Linked DNA regions of Mus musculus: region 1 is linked to region 2. The links are chromatin loops, found by intact Hi-C in ENCODE. Cell type or tissue: left cerebral cortex. All regions are shown on one strand. Links, peaks and the distances in the headings refer to the core of each region. The heading gives the core; the rest is flanking DNA.

Region 1 (10,900 bases), core at 1,328-9,327, 52 kb before region 2:
CGGAAACACGTGCTTCCTTCAGGCATTCCACACTCTGTGAGGCGCCGGGAAAGCCTGTCTTTCACAATCCATCCTTCCGGAGGGCTCCCAGAGGAATACAGAGTTAGAGGGGAGCCCTCTTACATCACCATTCCCCCTGCAAGCACCCAAAGTGACATGTGGTTTGCTGTCATTTGCCCGATGCTGACTTGGGAGACTAGGGCTGCAATGCAGGGCCTGTCCTTCCTCTGCCCGAGACCAAGCACTGGGAGAAATCACCAGTAACTTGTATCAACGCGCCTGGCCCACAGGTTTTTCTTCAGCGCCCGGGAAAGAGCACGTGCCCCCTGTCCCCGCCCACTCTTTTGGGCTGGCCAACGGCGAGCCTGGGTTGGGCTGTGAAGGACCACGCCCCCTTCCCTCGCCCAATTGGTTCACTCGCTGGGTACGCTCCCTCCTTCACAGCCCCGCCTCGCCACCCCACGTTACGTCTGTCCCCCCAACCCCCTCCGTTATCCCGAAGCTGCGGCTCCAGGAGGCGAACCCACCTCCCTCTGCCTTCCATTGGTTAGTGAGGTCCCGCGCGAGCGGGATGGAGCCCTAAGTCCCCGCCCTCACGAGCCGGGCCAAGCCTCTCAGAGATGGCTTTCTCTTGGAGCCGGCGCGGTGTGGGGAGGGGCGGCGGGTACTGCAGCCTGGAACGCGCGACGCCGTGCGCGCCCCCCTTGCGGGCTCCTCCCTCCCTTCGGTGGCTTCGCAGGCTGCAGCCGTCTCTGCGCACGCGCACTCAGCCCACCCCGCGCCCTCCTGTGCCAGTTCGCGGGTGTCCGTCCTCGCGCTGTGTAAATCTGGCGCCGCAGCCGCTGAGGTAGCGGCGTTTTCCTCAGGCGCGCACGCGCACTCGCGCCCTCGGTGTCCGCGCGTGCCTGTCCTCCCGGCCTACGGTCCTCGCGGTGCGCTCGGCCCACAGGGCCGTTATCCACTTCCCAACCCCAGCCCCAGCATCTCTCGCCCCTCAGAAACGCACGCGCACTTGCGAGAGGGTCTCCAGTACGCGCACGGCCGCGGCGGCCGCAGGAAGGAGGCGACAACGCCGCTGCCGCCGCCGCCGCCGCCGCCGCCATTGCGCGGGAGGGAGGGAACGAGCGAGCGAGCGAGGCTGGTCCGCCCTCCCCCTGGTTCCCGCCCCTCCCCCCTTCCCCTCCCCGCCCCCCGCCCCGAGGGAGAGCCGCGGCGCGGCGGGAGGAGGAGGTGGAGGAGGCGGAGGAGGGAGCCCGCGAGGGAGGGTCCGCCCGGCCCCCCGCCGCCGGAGCCGCCACCGCCGCCTCAGCCGCCTCAGGAACGAGTCGCTAGGGGAACATGGCGCCGGGCCCGCCGTCGCTGCGGCTGGGATCGCGGAGGCCGGGGCCGCGCTGAGTGCGCCCCCGAGACTGGTAAGTGTCTCGTAGCTGGCGGAGGGGAATGTGGGGACGGGCGAGGCGCCGGGCGCCGCCCCGCTGCGGGATCCAAGGGTGGGGGGAAAGGCGGGGACCGCGGGGCCCGGAGCCCGCGAACAATGGAGGAGCCGGAGGGGGAGGGGTGGGAGCGCCCCCCCCAGCGCCCCGCGGTCCCCGCGTCCCGGCCGCTGCATGCCCGGGCCCGGCCCGCGCGGCCCGCCTTGCCCTTCCTATTCGCTAGTGTCCCCGCAGCCCTGCAATCCCGGCGTCTGCCTCCACACACGCCCCACCAAACCCGGTGAAGGATCTCGGTGTCTCTCAGCCTCCACTCGAGATACCCGACTCCCAATTCTGAGCCGTCTTCTTTCCCACTTCCTCCCCCACCCCGACCCCCAGTCATACCTACTTCGCCACCTCCTGGAGTCGGCTGTGCTCCTGGGACAGTCTACCTCCTCATTGACCCCTCAGTATCCCCTCTGACGCTCACTTTGAATATCCGTGGCCCTTCTACCTTACCTGTTTTCTGCTAGCATCACTTTTGGGAGGAAATCCCCATTCTCCTTCTTTGGCCTATTTACTGTTATTATCCCTGCGGTAGAACATCTTGCATCCCCAGGAGCTGTCCCTTTAGGACCTGCGGTTCCACCTCCGTGGAGATCCGTATTGGTCTGTTGATACAGGCACTGCTCTACTGCCCTCCCGGTCTTGGCTTTGGACATAATTCCTCCTTGTATTTGGGCCCAACTGCCCCATATTTTGCCGGGTCGCAACACTGAACCTTCTGCACCTCCTAGGATGTCCCTAAGCTCCTTCTCCTACGGTTCTCAGATTCTGATGCGCCTTGCTCGCTTCCTTCCCTTCTCAGTGCTTGCTCCCATTTTGCCATTCAGACCCTGTCCTCTTTTCCAGACCCTTCTGCCTGCCAACTCTGCCCCTGTGCAGGCGCTCTGATCTTGCATGCACTCCCCTGTGGTGCCTGGCTTTTTGCCCTCTTCTTTTTACCCCCTTTTCTGTCCCTTAGGGTGTCTCATTTTTGCCATTTCCTTTAGCAGACCTCTGCCCTAACCCTGACTACTCAGTTGTACTCTCTCTGCACCTCTATTCTCGTTGAGTTTCCTCTCTTTCCCACCTTTATTTCAATGCCCCTCTGCTCTGCTTCATTCATTTGCTCTCTCTCCCCACAAACCCATCACCAGTAAGTTCATCTACACCTAGGACTTGCTGCCTATGTCTTCCTTGCTCCTGGTGTTTCTCTGCACTTTAGATGACTCTGACCCTGATCCTTCACACGCTGCCCATTCTGCCCTTTTCTTCTACCGGCTTTTCCCCTTCATTCTCTTTATTTGGTGCTCTTTCCTCTCTTTTGGAGCTGTCCATTTGTCTACATAGTTTTGAATCGTCTTGAACTTTACTGTTGCTGTCCCTGTCAAAGTGATCATCTTCAACACCAGTCTCCTTGTGTTCTATGTTTGGTCCTTCTTAATTCTAAGTCCTCCATCCCCCCCATTCAGCCTTTCACTGGATTTTTTTTTTGTTCATTCTCCGATCCTGTCTTGTTCTGCCTCCACCTCCTTTTAAGTCCTTTTCCTTAGTTCTAACCTGAAGGTATCATTCCTTTCTTATTATCCCCGTCTCCCCTTTCTTGGAGTCTACAAATTCTTGTTTAGATGTTCATTTTCTTTTGATACCCGTTTCTCAGTTCCTTTCCTCTTTTGCTTCTTGCCTTTCTCCCTCGTGGCTTTCTGCCTTTTTCCTCAACCCTGTCAGGCTCCCTTTCTAATACTTAACTCACATCACACCTGCTTCTCAGGGTTTCCCACCCACCACCAACAAGTTCTCCATTGAGGACACCCCTGTCCTATACATCTCTCAGCATTTTCCAGGATAGACTGAGCCGAGGTACTCTAGGCACTGATCCAGGCTGCAGATTCTCTGTGAGTCCTGAGTGTTTTGAATTTTATCCTCCAAAGTCCTCCTGAGATCTGTTACAGAGGTAGGGATTGATTGGTTGCAGCTCTCTGCAGTCTTGGGAGTGTCTCCCCATTTTTCTGACTCTCATCAAGGTTAGTGATGGTGGATAGGATTCATCTATTGCCCCATTTATGTTCTCTTTGCTCCCTCTCTGGGCCTCACAGCTTTGTGCCCTTGGGAAAGGGGACTGCAGCTGCTCCTGACTCTTTATTCTTCTCATTTCCCTCCTTGCCTCTCTGAGCAGTTGTAGCGAGTTGTAGGCTCTACACTCTTCCACCTCCACACCACACACCAGTATGCCCCTACCCTCCCCCCAGAAGCATTCATGAGTTTGTATTTTTTTGTTTATTTTTGGTTTTTCATCAGCTGAAAAGTCATATTCTTGTTTTACTCCAGGCCAAGGAAATTTGAGTTCTCAAGTTTTGCATGTCCCAGGGGTTGCTGAGGCCACATTTGGTGTTTACGGGCTCTAGTCTTCAGAAGCTGTAGTCTTGCCTTCTTGGTTAATGCTGTGATCTTTGGGGGTTGGGTTAGACCCAGTGGGTTTCTTCCTTTTGCACCTATGCCCCCTGGAAGGCTTTAGCTTCCTGGTCTTCAAAATGGTGATAGCCTGGGTTTGGAAAGCATTTTGTGGTGGTTGTTGAAAGGAAGAGTGCCAAGTGTCACTCAGATTTCTGCCCTCTAGTATAGCCAGCACTCCCAGCCATAGGAGCCCAGTGCGCCTGTGCAGGGAACCACTGGTGAGTTCTGACAGCCCCCAGACTTTATAAGGGGCCTGGTTGGGTAGAGTTGGAGAGGGCTGCCAAGAACTGGCTGATAGAAGTGCATTTGGGATTGTTGTCTGTGAACTGTGCTTTTCTTACCTTTTCTAACCCTGTGTTTCTTAAGTTCCTTTAATGATTTTGTGGTGGGGGTTCAGGAAATTAATCCAGAAGTAGAGGTAGCTTTTTACAAAAGAGCTATCTGATCATATTGTTCTTTACCCTGGGAGGGGAGGACCTTTGGTGTATTGTAGGTTTATTCTGTTTCTTGAGTTAATCTAAATCAAAAGCCTTTTGTTGTTGTTGTTGTTGTTGTTGTTGTTGTTGTTGTTATCGTGGTTTTCTTCCTTATGGCCTCGGGCAATTGCATATTAAGACAGCTATTCAGCTGTGAAGGCACATTTACTGGAAGGACTTTCTTTCTTAACTGAGCTATGATCAGACTGTTTATTTCAGCACCTGCTTAGAAATAGTTCTGTGTGAACACATTCGAAATAAAAAGTCTTCTCTGTCAGCTACAGAATTAGATCATTGACTCATCCAATGTTAGGGTATTTGTATACAAGAACATGGGGGGACTGTGCGTAATGGATCTGTGTGCCTCTCCTAGCTTTATAGGACTGTAGGTTTTCTGGGTTCTGGTCCTGTTTCTTTCCTTTCAGTTCTGTGTTGTGTGGTTGGAAGTTGGTGTCTTGAACATTGTTGCTAGGCTTGTTCTGCCACTGAGCTATAGGACTTTAAGCTTTGAGAAGAACAGTGGGGATTTTGATGCTGTGTGACACTTTGGTTTGTTTCTAATGGTGTTTCTTTGGTCTCATGTCACAATTTCCAGTATTTATTTTAGAGTTTGTGTTCTCCAAGTCAGTACAAATAGTTGTCTTATTTTTTCATTCTTATTTGGAGCTGACACCTACTTAAGAACAGGAACAACTGTGTGCTCGGCACCACTACAACGTGTGTTTCCAGAGTCTTCCCGACACTGGCAGCCTAAAAAGTTCTGCATCAAAACTGAGTTCACATAATAGGAAGAGGAGTGACAGAAAGAACAAAGAGCTGTTTTTCCTTCTAAGCTGGGAACTAATGTTTCAGGACTGTCAGACTTCTCTGATGGTAGTGAAGGCTCCACTCCCAGAATTGACATTTGCTTTCGTGATGGAATTGGGTGCTACAGAAATGTGAGGTGGTAGCCTTGGCCTTATGGGGCAGTTCCTTTGCCAGTTGGGGCGGAGTGTGAAGCAAGTGATGGCAGCAGATGACTTTTTTCAGTGCACTAGCATGTCTGTAAGGGCTCTTAGCCTGTCTAGATTTTTAGAACTAGCCCAATAAGAGTCCTTTCTTAGCCTCCTCCTTCCCCCTTTAAAACTAACCTTTCTTTGTGCTCATGTCTCCTTTTCCTTGCCCATCGCCTTCTTTTTTTTAATTGTCTTGATGATGCCTCAGGACAAATAAGTCAGAAACTCTCATTCTTCATACCAGACAGATCGGTGAAGGTATCTGGCCCGAATAGTGAGTGACTTTTGGAAAAGGACACTTGGAAAGTGTTTAGGTTGCATAGTTAGTGCCAGGTTGTAGCCTCATGCCTGTGTATGTGGACAGTCTTCCTGAGACAATACAGCAGATTAGATCATTATAGCTAGAGGTGGGCAAGATAACCTTGGTCTGATGTGGTCTCTTGAAAGGTGTTGATCCTCTTGCAGGCTGTTGTGATTTTGTAGGACTGTCGTTTGCTACCAGGCAATCTAGACAGTGTCATTTGTTCATTTACTTTTATTTTTTCGAGACAGGCTCTCACAAAGCCCAGGCAGGTCTCTATCTGGATATATACCTGAGGGTAGCTTTTGAGTCATCTCTCTGCTTCTGTCTCCAAAATTCTTGAATTGCAGGTATGCACTATCACATCTGGTGTAATTTATCCAATCCATGTGACTTTTGATCAATCATTTACTTCACTTATTTAAATTATCTACCTCTCACAAACCCCAAAGATTATTTGCTTGTATATGGAAGGTGACTAGCAGAAATAGCATGTTGGGCCCTGGAGTTTTGTAGTCTAGTCTAGAATATCAGTGCAGTCTTTGCAGGTGGGAAAGTAAAAGGCTTGCCTGGGGTCACATGGCAGGCTTCTGCTTCAAGATCATTAGACACAAGAGCAGGGCCTGCCTTCTGTCAAGGCCATATCTTAATTAATTAGGATTGGGGACAGCTTGCTTTTCCACTGGGTTGGATATCCCTGTCTGAAGACTGAAGTCCAACCCTGATGGTAGACTCTATTCAGTAGAACAAACTGTGTTGGAAGAGCTGTGGCCTAGTGCTCAGTACCTGGGGCTGTGCTAGGATCCCCCTCTTGTCCTTGTCATGTACTAAAACAGAATTGAGATCCGGCTTTTCCTGGGCTTACCTTTGTGGATACTTTTTTTCAATGGAAAGTAAATACTACCACTTTCTAAGCCATTCATATGGAAATTAGTTTATAACATGGGGGGGGGGGGTGTCTCCAGATTGTACTAGCTACATAACTCAGCTTACACCTCTTTTATAAAATGGTAGGGAATTTTTCAAGCTGAGTCATTGTTGACCTAGGCTCTCAAATAGCAATGGTCTGAATAGTACTTAAATTGCTGGTATTAAGAAGTGCAAACAAATCATTCATGTTCATCTTCCCAAAAGTTTATTTCTATTTAACTTTTAATACAATATTTTATCAGACTTTATCTACAAAGAATTCTTGAAAATAAATGGGCCCCTGTCAATGTGACTTTCATTTATTGACATTCTGATATTGAACACCACTGAGCTTAGAGGAGAACTGGGTCTGTTCAGCCATGAAGCATCATTACAAGAATGTAATATTTGTTTTTGCTGGAAATAACCAACTTGCCTAACTCCTTCACCTTACCTTATGAATGGAGTGATGCAGTGTTACAGACTCTGCAGGAGTTGTGGCTTGTGTGTGTTCTCTTCCTTGGGGCTGCCCTCTTCCCGGCCACTGTAGTGAAATTGAGCCATTGACAGAAAGCTTCCCATGCAGTAAAGAAATATTGACAAAGCCAAGCATAGTGGCACACACTAGTAAACTTGGTGCCTGAGAAGTGGAGGGAGGAGGAGATGATGTTCAGGGAAATCCTACTACTTACTGAGTTCAAGGCCAGCCTGGGCTACAAGAGATCCTGTCTCAAAAACGCACCCCCCCCCCCCCAACCAAACCAACTAGAAAACAATGTTAAGGAAACTCCTATCATGACTTATCAGCTATGTGATTTGGGAAAATTGTTGCAGAATGAAGGGATTATATCAGATGGCTCCTGCTCTGCCATATTGTGTAGCCAACAAATTGAGAAATTTGGGCATTTCTGTTCCAGATTTGTCAAATCCAGACTTCACAAAATTAGGTAAAAGTTTGTCTAACAGAAAGAAGTTTGGCCAAGTATTGACTGCCTCTCTCCATGGTTTTTTAGGAGACAGAAAGGTAAAGTCCCTCTTGAGTGAGTCTTCAGTGCTGGGGAGGTACCAGGAACACATGATACTGGGCATGAGCTCCATTCCTGACTCACAGCCTCAGCCAAAATGTTCTCTTGAGAATATTCTTAGGCAACTGGAAATGTAGAGAGAGACTATTGCCATAATTTGTTGTCTTACTACTAAAAAATAGGAATTATGAGATTGGGTGTGTAGGCGCAGTGGTAGTTTTTTTGTCTGGCATGCATCTGGTCCTGGGTTCCATTTCTAGCACAGCGGTCAGCTAATGTGAAACATTAAAAAGTACATAGAAATGCAGGTGTTTGGATAGAAAACACTGCTCCTTAGTTTTGTTTCATTGCTGAATATAATTACTACATTTGTTCATATATTTGTGTGTTTACACATGTGTATACACTGTGTACATACTGAGCCATGGTACATATATGGAAGTCAGGGGACAGCTTATGAGAGTCAGGTCTTTTCTTCTACCATGTGGGACTTGGGGATTGAACTTAATCAAACTCAGGTTGTCAGATTTGGCAGCAAGTTCTATCATCCACTGGGCCATCTTGCTAGCCCAAATCACTACAATTATTTAGTAACTCTGAGTTGCAGTTGGTAAACAGGGTTGGGATTAGAGTATATCAGCTAGCTGTAGCTAATGTATAGCCTTCCCACATACAGAAGATTGATTTAAGAATATATTCTTGCAGAGGACCTGGGTTCTATTACCAGCATCCACATGATAGCACACAACCATTTATAACTCAGTTCCAGGGATTCAGTGCCCTCTTCTGGCCTCAGTGGGCACCAGGCACACATGGTGCACAAACACACATGCAGGCAAAACTCCCATACACAGAAAATGAAAATTAAGGAAAAAAAGTACATGTGTAGTTGTATTGAACGTTTTCCTATCTGCATTTAAATGAAAGGTCAAAATCATGGATTTATCTCTTGGAGCCTATGTTAGGTGTGAGACAAAAGAAGATGATCACGTTGATTGCCATAGATAATTAAAGAGGTCTCTCTGTTCAGTAACAAATTGATTGTATACAAATGAAAGTTGGTGCTGCACTAACACAAGATTATTGGAGTCTTGAAATCTGTTTCTTCAGCAGAATGGCTCAGAGCAAGAGGACCACATGGGGTGGGGGTGGGACAGGGTCCTGATACTGGAGAGTGACACCACTTCCTTTATTCTATAGAAATGCCTATTAAGGTAACATAGGAAGTTGTGGACTCTGCTCTTGGTGATCACTTTCTCCATGGCTTGAAACCCTGGTATATCTTTTTGTTTTTTGGTTTTTTTTTTTTTTGAGACAGGGTTTCTCTGTATAGCCCCGGCTGTCCTGGAACTCACTTTGTAGACCAGGCTGGCCTGGAACTCGGAAATCCACCTGCATCTGCCTCCTGAGTGCTGGGATTAAAGGCGTGAGACGTATCTTTTTAATGTGGCTGGGCTCTAAGAAATGTCTCCCACTGATTGGTCAATTGAATGAAGAGTAAAAGCCTTTCTGAAAAATGAAAAAGGGAGGAAGGTTTCTGATTGCTACAGGCGTGAGCCCCAGCTATTGGTGTGTGCCCAGTATAAGTCACTAAAACTGGAAAATGGCAGTAGTTGCTTTTGGATTTGTGGTGTGTTGATAAGAGGAAATACTCTCTTTTTAAGTTGTTGTTGTTATTATTATTACTACTACTTTTTTGGATGGTGGGTTTGAGAGTACCTGTATGTGCTCCACAGCCTGATGACTGGAGGACAGTGGTATTTGGTTGGTTCTCCAGAACTATAGGTATAAAAGGATATAAGCCTCTAATATGGGTACTGGAAACTAAACTCAGAACCTCTGCAAGAGTAGCAAGTGCTCTTAACTACTAGCACAAATAAATAGTATATAAATTGATATGTGTATGTATAATATATATGTCATATGTATATTCATGTATACATGTATGTATGTGTGCGTGCCCATACACACACACACACACACACACACACAGTTTTTTAAGTTAGGGTCTCACTGTAGTCCTGGCTAACTTGAAACATACTTTGGAAGACTTTGGTAACTTTGAGCATACAGTGACCCTTCCCTTCTGTCTTGGCCTCCTGGATGCTGGGATTTAAAGGTGTGTGTCATTATGCCAGCCACTCTGGCTCAGTTTTAAGAGTTGTGTAGTCATGGATGCATATATAGTTAACTGTTTAATTAATTAACTAAGTAATTGGGTTTTGTTTTTATTTTTGTTTTTTGAGTCAGATTCTCTGTGTAGTCCTGGCTGTCCTAGAACTCACTCTATAGACCAGAATGGCCTTCAACTCAGAAATCCACCTGCCTCTGCCTCTGCCTCTGCCTCTGCCTCCCCAGTGCTAGGATTAAAGGTGTGCACTACTGCTGCCGCCACTACCATCCTATTAATTACTTTTGAGGGAAGTATGTAGCTTGGCTAGCCTCTCAGTCCAGATGCCTCCCACTTCAGCCCCCTGAATTTTGGGATTACTAGCATGTACCACCACACTAAGTTGTTTGTACTATCAGTATAGGCTAAGAAGTAAAGATGCAAACCATGATCTTATATGAACATGTTGAGTATCATGCTTACATATTTAAAAGATGAAAATCTAAATGTTTAACCTCAGGGGAATTATTACTTATGAAAAAGTTTAAAAGTATGTTTTTCAAGAATACTTGTCACGGGAAAGTGCATATAAAATCAAGAGTGTGTGTGTGGGGGGGAAGCAGGATGTAGAACTCTATACAGGGTGAATCTAGTTAAGACATACGTGGGAAAGAGTGGAAGGGAGAACACTGAAGTGCTACTTGAGCTATCTTTGTTGTAGAATTTGGGTTAAGGACCACTTTTTCCTGAGTTGTAAATTGTGTGTGTTCTAAAGATTTATGTGTATGAGTGTTTTAACTTCATACATGTCTGTGCACCACATGTATGCCTAATGCCCAAGGAAGTCTGAAGAGGGCATTGAATCTGAAACTGGAGTTACAGATGGTTGTGAGCCAATATGTGGGTGCTGGGAACTGAATCTGGTTTATGAGCAAGGTCAGCAAATTTCCTTAATAAAGGCAGGGTTTCAGTTAACTCTTTCTAGCCTGGAACTTGATGTGTCCATAAGGCTGGGCTCAAACTCACAGAGCTCTATCTGCCTGCCTGGTCTAAAGATGGTTATAAGCTGCTATGTTGGTGCTGGGAGCTGAAACTGTACCCTCTAGAAGAACTGCTTAGCTACTAAATCATCTCTCCAGCCCCATTTACTATATATTCTATATTTTTTTAAAAATT
Region 2 (10,900 bases), core at 1,628-9,627:
GAGGAACGAGAGGAAGAGAGCTGAGATGCGAAGGGCTTTCAAAGAAAACCTGGAGACCTCTCCTTTCATAACTCCTGGGAAACCTTGGGAAGAAGCTCGTAGTTTTATTATGAATGAAGACTTCTACCAGTGGCTGGAAGAATCTGTGTACATGGACATCTATGGCAAGCACCAAAAGCAGATTATAGACCGAGCAAAGGAAGAGTTCCAAGAGTTGCTTTTGGAGTACTCAGAATTGTTTTATGAGCTGGAGCTGGACGCTAAGCCCAGCAAGGAGAAGATGGGTGTCATCCAGGATGTTCTGGGCGAAGAGCAGAGATTTAAAGCATTGCAGAAGCTCCAAGCAGAGCGTGATGCCCTCATTCTGAAGCACATCCATTTTGTGTACCACCCGACGAAGGAGACATGCCCAAGCTGTCCAGCTTGTGTAGATGCTAAGATTGAACACTTGATCAGTTCTCGCTTTATCAGACCATCTGATCGGAATCAGAAGAACTCTCTGTCTGACCTCAATATTGATAGGATCAATTTGGTTATCTTAGGCAAAGATGGCCTTGCCCGAGAGTTGGCCAATGAAATTCGAGCTCTTTGTACAAATGATGACAAGTATGTAATAGATGGTAAAATGTATGAGCTTTCTCTGAGGCCAATAGAGGGGAATGTCCGGCTTCCTGTGAACTCTTTCCAGACACCAACCTTCCAACCCCATGGCTGTCTCTGCCTTTACAATTCAAAGGAGTCACTGTCCTATGTGGTGGAGAGTATAGAGAAGAGCAGAGAGTCTACACTGGGCAGGCGGGATAATCATTTAGTCCACCTTCCCTTGACCTTAATTTTAGTTAACAAGAGAGGGGACACAAGTGGAGAGACTCTGCACAGCTTGATACAGCAAGGTCAGCAGATTGCCAGCAAACTTCAGTGTGTCTTTCTTGATCCGGCTTCTGCTGGCATTGGTTATGGACGCAACATTAATGAGAAGCAGATCAGTCAAGTTCTGAAAGGACTCCTGGACTCCAAGCGCAACTTAAACCTGGTTAGCTCCACTGCAAGTATCAAAGATTTGGCTGATGTGGACCTTCGAATTGTCATGTGTCTGATGTGTGGTGATCCCTTTAGTGCAGATGACGTTCTCTCTCCTGTCCTGCAATCCCAAACTTGTAAATCTTCCCACTGTGGGAGCAGCAACTCTGTTTTACTTGAACTTCCAATTGGACTACACAAGAAGCGCATTGAGCTGTCTGTTCTTTCATACCATTCCTCATTTAGCATCCGAAAGAGCCGGTTGGTTCATGGGTACATTGTTTTTTATTCAGCCAAACGTAAGGCCTCCTTGGCAATGTTACGTGCCTTTCTTTGTGAAGTGCAGGATATTATCCCCATCCAGCTTGTCGCACTCACTGATGGCGCTATAGATGTCCTAGACAATGACTTAAGTCGAGAGCAGCTAACAGAGGGAGAGGAAATTGCACAAGAGATTGACGGGAGATTCACAAGCATCCCTTGTAGCCAGCCCCAGCATAAACTTGAGCTCTTTCATCCCTTTTTTAAAGATGTGGTGGAGAAAAAGAACATAATTGAGGCCACACATATGTATGATAATGTAGCTGAGGCCTGCAGCACCACTGAGGAAGTGTTCAACTCCCCCAGAGCTGGCTCACCCCTCTGCAACTCAAACTTACAGGACTCAGAAGAAGATGTGGAGCCTCCATCATACCACCTGTTTCGGGAAGATGCGACATTGCCCTCCCTGTCCAAAGATCATTCCAAGTTCTCTATGGAACTGGAGGGAAATGACGGGCTATCTTTCATAATGAGCAATTTTGAGAGTAAACTGAACAACAAAGTACCTCCCCCAGTCAAACCAAAGCCTCCTGTGCATTTTGATATCACAAAAGATCTTTCTTACTTAGACCAAGGCCATCGGGAGGGACAGAGGAAATCTATGTCTTCTAGCCCCTGGATGCCTCAGGATGGGTTTGATCCTTCTGACTACGCAGAGCCCATGGATGCTGTGGTCAAGCCAAGGAATGAGGAAGAAAACATATACTCGGTGCCCCACGACAGCACCCAGGGCAAGATCATTACCATTCGGAACATCAACAAAGCCCAGTCCAATGGCAGTGGTAATGGTTCTGACAGTGAGATGGACACAAGTTCCCTAGAGCGAGGCCGCAAGGTATCTGCAGTGAGTAAGCCTGTGCTGTACAGGACAAGATGCACTCGCCTGGGGCGGTTTGCTAGTTACCGTACCAGCTTCAGTGTCGGGAGTGATGATGAGCTGGGACCCATCCGAAAGAAAGAGGAGGACCAGGCATCCCAAGGTTATAAAGGGGACAATGCTGTCATTCCATATGAAACAGATGAGGACCCCAGGAGGAGGAATATCCTTCGAAGTCTAAGAAGGAACACCAAGGTAAGACCTGACTTAGGATGAGTTAAGAGGGGTTTGCACAGCATCCGTTTGAGATTTGATTGATGATGAAAACTATTCAAGGACAGCTTGGTTTTTTTTTTTTTTTTTTTTTTTTAAAGATTTATTTATTTATTATATGTAAGTACACTGTAGCTGTCTTCAGACACTCCAGAAGAGGGAGTCAGATCTTGTTACGGATGGTTGTGAGCCACCATGTGGTTGCTGGGATTTGAACTCTGGACCTTCGGAAGAGCAGTCGGGTGCTCTAACCCACTGAGCCATCTCACCAGCCCGACAGCTTGGTTTTTAAAAAAATATTGGATGTGAGATTTCATGACCACGAGAGTACATTCATTCTTTGGCCTGGTGTTAAGAGTTAGCCTGTGTATTAGATATCTACTACTGGCAGTTCTCATGGGATTGCCTTCACCTAGAGCAGTAGTTACCCAAATGAGCAGGTGGTGTAGAGCCCTTCAGTGCCCTGACAAGTGGCCAAGCCAGTTACATTATGGATTCTCTTTGCTCCCTTAAAGATTGCAGATTTGCACCTTGTGTCCTGAACATCCATCTTGTATCTGTATGACTCTCACACGTTCCTTCTTCCCTATGCTGATCACAAAGGGTGCAGCAGTTTACATTAGTGAGGAGTAAATGGTTCTCTGCACACACAAGTCTGTGAAAGTGCTGAAATGGCAAAAAGTCTCAGCATGAGTTTATCCATATTTGAAAAGTGCAACTTTTACATGTTCCTCACTCTATCCTTCTGCAGTCAATCAATGAATCTTTAAACTTAAGGGACCACAGGTGTGTGGTAGGGACCAACAAGGGAAGGAAGAAGTTGCTAGTAGTAGTTTACATGTCAGGCCTTATGTAGCAGCAGATGAAGTGTCTTCTCATCGAAGACTATAGCTTGGTGTTTGCTGTTTGCGAGTCAGAGAGCTGAAGGCAGTGCCCTGTCCTCTTAAAAGGCTTGGGCTTTGAGACAAAGTATCATCCAACTTCCCCTGCCATTTGTATAAGGAGGCAAGACTTACAGAGTCAGAGGGTGACCTCTTGGTGTGAGACTCTTGACACAGATATACTAACCTGTGACCATCATTAAACAAACCCTCCTCCCTGCCAGGAACCTGCAAACATCAGCCACTAGCGTGCAGCTTTACAAAGGCCTTGAAGGGTGCAGTTGCCACAAATGAATGCTATATAAAACACCATATCAAAATATCATGTAATTTGGAATCCAGAGAGAGAGCATAGAAGCCATTGTGGTAGCCTATGGCCCCGGGAGATTCAGGAGTATGACATCATTGTGACCCTGGACATGCACAGTGCTCTCGGTCACTACTGACCAGGACTTCCATGGCCTACTTGTCTGTGTGGTGTCAGAAAGGGCAGCGCAGTGTTGTGTGGGTCCTGGGCCCCTATCTCTGGTTATTCTTCTCATTTAGTTATTCCACAGCTTACATGTCTACTCAGTGTCCATGCTGCCTCTTGGATTTTGTTCTTTTAGACTTGGAGGGAAGACCCAGTAAAAGTAGTTCTTATTTAGGAATCTAACCAACCTCCCTGTGTTTCCCCCCAAGGTCCCCTGCTTAATGATACTGAATCTGAGCATTTTAAATGTTTTGGCTTTCTTCCTCTTCCACTCCTGGTTAAAAAAAAAAAAAAAAAAAAAACTATTGCTGGAACAGCTTATGCAAATGCTGACAATCTTCTGATTTGTGGGGGTGTTTGGCACACCTGGGAATTAGGAAGGTGGCATAATAGCACACTGAATTACAAGTCTCTTTCTGACTTATGGCAATATTTTTAATACTGTGAATGATGCATTGAAAACACATTCTCAGACTGGGGATGTAGCTCAATTGATAGAGAATGTACCAAGCCTTTGAGAAGCACTGGGTTCCAGTTCCAGCACTACCTAAAACCAAATGTGGTGGTGCACATCTATAATTCCCACATTTAAGAGGTAGAGAGAAGAGGATCCTACCAGCCCTAAGGCCAGCGTGGAACCTTTTTTCCCACCCCTCACCATCCGCTCACCTCCCCCCAAAAAATCAAATAGTTTTTTAAAAAAATTGTCAAGCAAGCCCTGATTTCTAGATCTCACAGATGAAAGCTTAACTCCGTAGAAACAGCTAGTCTCTGCATCTTGAGCTGTGTACCTGCTAGAGACCAGACATGTCCCCAGCTGCTGGATCAGCAGGCTTGAAGTACCAGCTTCCAGCCTGTCTTGAGTTATCCAGGCCACACCTCTCCAAATCAGATTGAAAATTTCTCTGGCCCAAGAACCATGGCATGCCAGCAGTCATCTTAGGAGTATCTTTATGGAAGTGTGGGTAGAAGCTGGCAATTGTGTTTCCCTGACATGGAGAGTGGTGCTTTAGAGCAAGCATGGCTGTTTTTCATTCCTGTGGAGAGGATGAAAGCCTTGGGCCACAGAGCAGGCCTCCTGTTAGGACTGCTGCCATTGAGAATGCAGACTGGCACTTGTTTTACTGGAAGAGCAAGATACCATCGGGGCAGAGAGTACAAGCTACCCTCTATGAGGGATTTATCTTTTAATTTTTATTGGCATGACAAGGCAGTACAACATTTATTTCAAGTGAGGGGAAAACACTCTGGATTTCCCTGGTCATAGAAAGCAACTCAGACCCTCCTGTACGCCAGACTGCTGGGGAAATGCCCCCCAACCCCACCCCCTCTGGACCAAGCCATAGCACTCAGATAGGGCAGCTAGATGTACATGGTTGCTATGAATGGATCATCTTATCTGTCCAGTTAAAGCCTTGTGGACAGAGCTCACGTTGGGATAGCTTGGGTAGAGTCGGGGTCACTATTAGCTGCTGAGGCCAAGAATGAAGTCCTAGGGTCAGATCCCAACTCCCTGCTTTCTTATTTGGACCTTGAGCACATAATGTACCTCCTCTGGCTCCTTCTGGAGGTCTGACTATCATGGGCCAGAAGTTTGGGTGGTTGTCACCATGAAACTAGACCTGGAAGAGGGATGAGGCTGAAGCAGTGCATAAGGTGACATGCCCCAGCAGCAGGTGGAACATGGCACTGTACCCGGGGAGGAGTCTGCTGCAGTCCTCCTAACTACACCACTTCCTCTTTGGTACAAGGTTTAACCCACAGTGATTCAGCTACTTGTTCTGTGCTCACCCTGACAACCACCTTAATGAACAGACGCTCTGCTCTGGGTACCAATGTGATGGGGAGAAAGGAAAAAAAAAAAAAAAAAAAAAAAAAACTCCTCAGTACTCTTGCTAATTTGCTAGATTAGTACCTTACTAAAGAACTATAGTCAGAGAGAGAGAGACGCTTTCATCTCTCCTAATGAAAGTGCAGACTGTAAAGCCAGTGCTCCTTGGGTCCTTTTCCCAACGGAACCATTCAGCAGCCCACCCTCAGTGGGAGCCTTCCGCACTCAACTGAATGAAATAGAAACTCCAAGATTGCACTTGGGCCACTGTGAATAGAGCTTTGTCTAAAGCTGCTGCTGCTCATGTCCCTGTCTCCCAAGGCAGTGTGTTTGCAAAGACGAGATCGGGACCAGTAGCTCTTATTTTAAAAGCCAAAAAGCAGGCGGTATAGCCTTGCTCCACAATTGTACCCTTGGGGCTCATACACTTTGCTGAAATTTGGTGTGTTTGACTACGATTTAAAGACTAGACATTATTGGCTATTTACCCTTCTGTCAGAAATGTTCTTACTCCTGTGTTTAATAAAAAGACAAAACAGTGATAAAGAAAATCTTTCACTTACTGTGGCTGCCACATGACAAGACAACCTATTGAAAAGTGAACTGTTTGAATCACACATTGTTTGGTCTATAAGGCACCAAGTAACCAGTTTGACAGTTTGTGTCCCCCCAGTGAATTGGCTTATTTCATTGGATTTAGTGAATTGGCTGGTTGTTGTGGCTTTGTGCGGACACAGCTCTCGTTTTGTGAGGCCTAGAACGGAGTTAAAGTTTCTAGTGTGAATGAAAACCAGCTGGGGAGTTGGACTGCCCACATCCCTGAGAGGGATATTGGTTTTGACAGACAAGTGGAATGTGATAAGAGCTCTTTGTAACTTGCTCAGAAAACCTCAGTGTGTTCCTCTCTGAGCTTAGTCCTCCTGAGTGAGCTATTAAGATGAGATACCTGAATTTCTATGATCCTAGAAGTAGTATGATTGCGGTAGAAGACAGGAGGATCAGGAGCTCAGGGTCACCTTTGGGACATAGTGACATTGAGGCTAATATGGGGTACGCGAAACTGCTTTTTTAAAAAACAGGACTAACATGACTTTGCTGACTTCTAAAATAAGATTTGTAGGGGCTCAGTGAATAAGAGGCACATGCAGCAAAATGTTCATGCACATAAAACAAAAAGAAATCTTTAAACAATTTTAAAAAGATTAGTCTACTAAAGAAGGCACTTTGGCTTCCATGTACAAGCAGCTTCGCCCTTTAGGAAGCCAGCGTTCAGTTCAGCAAGGGCATCAGCAGGCGCTTGTCTCCAACCTGGTGTTATGGTGTCCAAATGTGCTAGTTAGTGTTTCTCTGTGATAGCTTCTGAACTAGAACTTTTATGTACTTTAAGTGTTACCAGACAGGGAGGTACTAGATATAGAGGAGTTCTTTAACAAAGTTTACACTCAACTGAGACATCTAGAAAAGTTCCCTAAGGAACTGGTAATTAAAAAAAAAAACTAACATGGATGCAGCACCAGGCAGGCAGTTAAAGATGGAGGATTCATAGAGATATAGTGTGGAATTCAGAGACCAGAATTTTTTCATATGGGTACGGTCTGTAGTGTGGCTACCACAGAAACAGAAAAAGAATGCCAAACTATGGAAAGCATACTGGTCGGTGTATATTTTTACCTATGCAATTTTTTAACCCCATCTTTATTTTATAGATGAGTATATTTTGAAGAACATTTTGAGGGTGTGGTCTGTTGTGGGGAAGGCACGGGAACAGATGTCTCTGTGGGGAAAGAAGTGCTTACTTCATCACAGCTGGCTGGATCAGGAAGCAGAGCTCATTTATATCTTAGAGATGAAGTGACTAAGAATCAGAGAGATTAAACACTACCCTAGCAGGGGGATGGTGGGACTTGTCTGTAATTCCAGCTGTTGGGAGGTGAAGGTAGAACCATGAGTTCAAGGCTAGCTTTGACTCCACAGTGACTTGGAGGCCAGTCTGGCTACAGGAGACACTGTCTTAAAAACAAGTAAACACCTTACCTTGCCCGGTTTACCACTGTGCAAAGAATGGGTGAGTTTTTGAGGCCAGTCTTCTAGCTGCCATTTCTATTTGCAAGAAAGTTGCTAATACTTGCTGTTAATGTGCACATGTTTAGATCAAGGAGGCCATTCATTGTGTTCATTCAAACAGAGTCTAGGTTAGTAAGTCCATTTCTCTATGCTGTTCCTCCTGAAAACATGGTGCTGCTGTTTCTGTCTTCAAAGGATAGTCAAGTAGGGCCAAAATAGGCATGGAGGGACTGAATTAGCCATCAGAAGTTTAGACGTTGTTTTAAACTCACACCAGAGGATTTTCAGTTTATTTTATAGTGTTTTATAGTGTTTATAGTGTAGCCCAGGCTGGCCTCAAACTCAGTGATCCTATCTGAAACTCCTGCGTGCTAGGATTATGTGTACCACCATGCCTGGTTTCTCTGTTTATTTTAAAACCTAAAGAACTTCTGTAGTGTGTTTTTTGCTGTTAAAAATAGACAATCTTTTTAACTATCTGCTTTAGTTTGCACACACCTGTTCTTTAAATAAAATAGGGAGTCCAGATCTTTATTTCAAAGGACAAAGAATTGCTGTGATGCTTCCCTAAGCCAGCTGTCTCTCCTCCACCACCTGGTTATATCAAAATACCTCAGCAGGATCTAGGTGAGGTCAGCTGCAGTCAAAATCAGCCCTCCTCCCAAAGGCCAGCCCCATAACTCTGGCAAAGTCAGAGTCCGTGCATGAGATTTCTGGCAGAGCATTACATGGCTGCACCTGGATCCAGCAGCCTCTTCTACCTTGCCCACAGCTGCACTGTCCAAGAAGTCAGTCTCAAGAAGCCAGGATGCAGGTTTGCCAGGCTTGCCAGACTCTTTATCACTGCAATGGGTTGACACAACCGCCTTCCTGTTTTGCCCTAAATCAAGGTGCTCTAAGCTGATGAGTTCCAGGAGCATGAGTAACTTAATTGAAAGGGCCCCTTTGAAGCTCTGTTGGAAACATGAGAAAATGATTGCTAACTAGAAAAATCACAGTGTTGGTGATAAATGCAAGTTGGGGTGGAGGAAGCTTGAGTGATGCCTTTTGTTTTTCGAGACAAGCTTTCACTATACTGTCCAAGCTGGCTTGGGCAATCCTCCTGCCTCTGTCTCCCAAATGCTAGGATTGCAGGTGTGAGCTAATACACTTTAAGCTTGTTTTTAAGGAAACCAAGAGGTCTGGAACAGTGGAGCCATTATTCATTCCATCAGCATCTATCTAAAGGATAGGAGGAGGTGACTTAAGCTGGGCCTGTCTTCATCTGTGGCATTGACATTTCATCCTGGAGGAAGGAGTGTAGGCTTTGGCTGCAGTTGCTCACAGCCTTTTACAGGGTCTCTGATCTCTGCTATGAAATAATCTTTGGCTTTGCGGGATGACTTTGAGGTTTCAACACTTAGCTAGCTTCCTAGGGAATTGCTTTTGCATTGCTTGATCCATTCCAGGCACAGATGTGTGGGTCATTCTAGGGGCTTGTCCTCTCCTAGCCTTTTCCAGTTAGGCCTGCTAAGTGAGTACCCCAAAAGAAGATGGATGTTGAGAACACCTTCTGTGAGAGTGCTCCCTCTGATTCCCTAAAGAGGGGCATGTGCCTGACTGGAGACAGGAGACATCTGGCAAACCACTTGGGAGAATGAAATTTCTAACTAAAATGTACACAGTAACCCTTCAGATGTCAGAAGTGTTGGTAATATCAGAAGCCAGCCCAGCTCTTGGCATAACATTCCACATACCAACTTCCCAATGAGGAAGGTTTAAAGTAGTTATTCAAGAATTCCTTTCTAATTTTGTGATGCTCTGGAGAACCTTCCGTTATCTAAAGGATGTTTTTGACATTCTGTAGTCCAGAGTTTAAATCTTAAGAGAGTGCACGTGAAGAGGTGGAATGGACTTCACGTCACTCAGCAAGGGGGCTTGATACTGTCTAATGCTATCTTCATTGCCACATTCATAAATTAAAGGGTTAAACTAGATCTTGGACTCTGAGATGAAAGAGATAAGAAGCAGTCTAATTTATATTTTATCCTGTTCTCATCTCTGCAGCACAACTAACTAATACAGAATAAGCCTGCTCCTTAGTAGCAGTAGGTGGCCCTGTAACTGTTTTGAGCTCTAACTGTTTTAGAGCACTTCTCTTTTCATCTTGAAATCTCCTGAGCATAGGTGCCCATGACTATAATCCCAGTACAGAAGAGACAGAGGCAAGAGGATTCAGGACCTTAAGACCAGCCTGGTCTATAAGAGATACTATTTTTTAAAGAAGTAGAAGTAGTAGTATTTTTTGAAGAAGAAAAAGTAGTAGAAGTAGTATATGAGATACTACTTTTTACAATAGCAGTAATAGTAGTAGTAGTTGTTGTTGTTGTTATAGTAATATCTGGGGCTGGGAAGATGACCCAAGGTCACTTAATGCTCTATCAGAAGATTAAAGTTCAGATCCCAGCACTCCTTGTAACTGATGCCTGTAACTTTGGCTCCAAGGGATCTAACACCACTGCCATCCCTTTCTGGCATCAGTGGACATGCATGCGCAGACACGGTGTTGGTTAGTTTTGGTTGTTTTGTTTTTTATCAACATGATATAAGCTAGAGTCATTTGAGAAGAGGGAATATCAGTTGAGAGAATGTCCCTGTCATATTTGCCTACATACAGAGCATTTTCTTGACTGGTGGTTATTGTAGAAGGGCCCAGATCACTGTGGTTAGTACCATCCCTGGGCAGGTAGTCCATAAGGAAGTAAGCTAGTATAGGGCATAGTGGCACACACCTTTAACTCAAGCACTCTGAAAGCAGGGGCAGACAGATCTCAAGTTTGAGACCAGCCTGCTTTACATAGCTGGCTAGGGCTACATAGTGAGACCCTGTCACAGAAACCAAACTAAGAAAAAGAAAGTAAGTAAACAAGGCAGGATGAGCATTCCCCTGTGGTCTCTACTTCAGTTCTTATAGCTAGGTTTTTGCCTTGAGTTCCTGTCCTGATTTCCTTGAATGATGGACTACAATACGGATGTTGTAAATGAAGTAAAAACTCTTTCCTCCCCAGGTTGCCTGTGGTCTTAACCACAGCAATAAAAAGCAAGCTAACACATACACACAAATAAAGTCGTTGAGTATATTACCTTTAGAAGCCTTTTGGCATCTATATAGTCGGTGTGCTTTTATTCCTTCTCCAGCATCCATTTACTCATTCTACCTATCCTAAGAATTTCCCCCAGGA

What was found. A loop is a pair of places that touch in the nucleus more often than their neighbours do. Peaks named below come from ENCODE experiments on the same cell type or tissue, not always from the same donor. Only the 100,000 strongest peaks of a DNase experiment are listed, where the experiment ranks them.
Region 1: it touches region 2 in a loop (4-fold over the local background); 8 of 42 quality-filtered maps call a loop at or near these places.

The regions. Positions count from the first base shown.
Region 1 is chr7:16,604,984-16,615,883 of GRCm38, reverse strand. It overlaps Arhgap35 (Rho GTPase activating protein 35), which reads left to right and starts at 891. Exons shown (of 7, transcript NM_172739.4): 1 at 891-1,412. Gm29443 (predicted gene 29443) reads right to left here and starts at 2,060. Exons shown (of 3, transcript NR_136928.1): 1 at 1,932-2,060. In left cerebral cortex, for the core only: no CTCF peak of the experiment used is centred there; DNase peaks (open chromatin) are centred at 2,230, 3,435, 4,744, 7,708 and 1 more place; H3K4me3 peaks cover 3,031 bases; H3K27ac peaks cover 1,788 bases.
Region 2 is chr7:16,552,971-16,563,870 of GRCm38, reverse strand. It overlaps Arhgap35 (Rho GTPase activating protein 35), which reads left to right. Exons shown (of 7, transcript NM_172739.4): 2 at 1-2,413. Among named protein-coding and RNA genes, the nearest start is that of Gm29443, 55 kb to the left of the region's middle. In left cerebral cortex, for the core only: no CTCF peak of the experiment used is centred there; DNase peaks (open chromatin) are centred at 5,903 and 6,316; H3K27ac peaks cover 278 bases.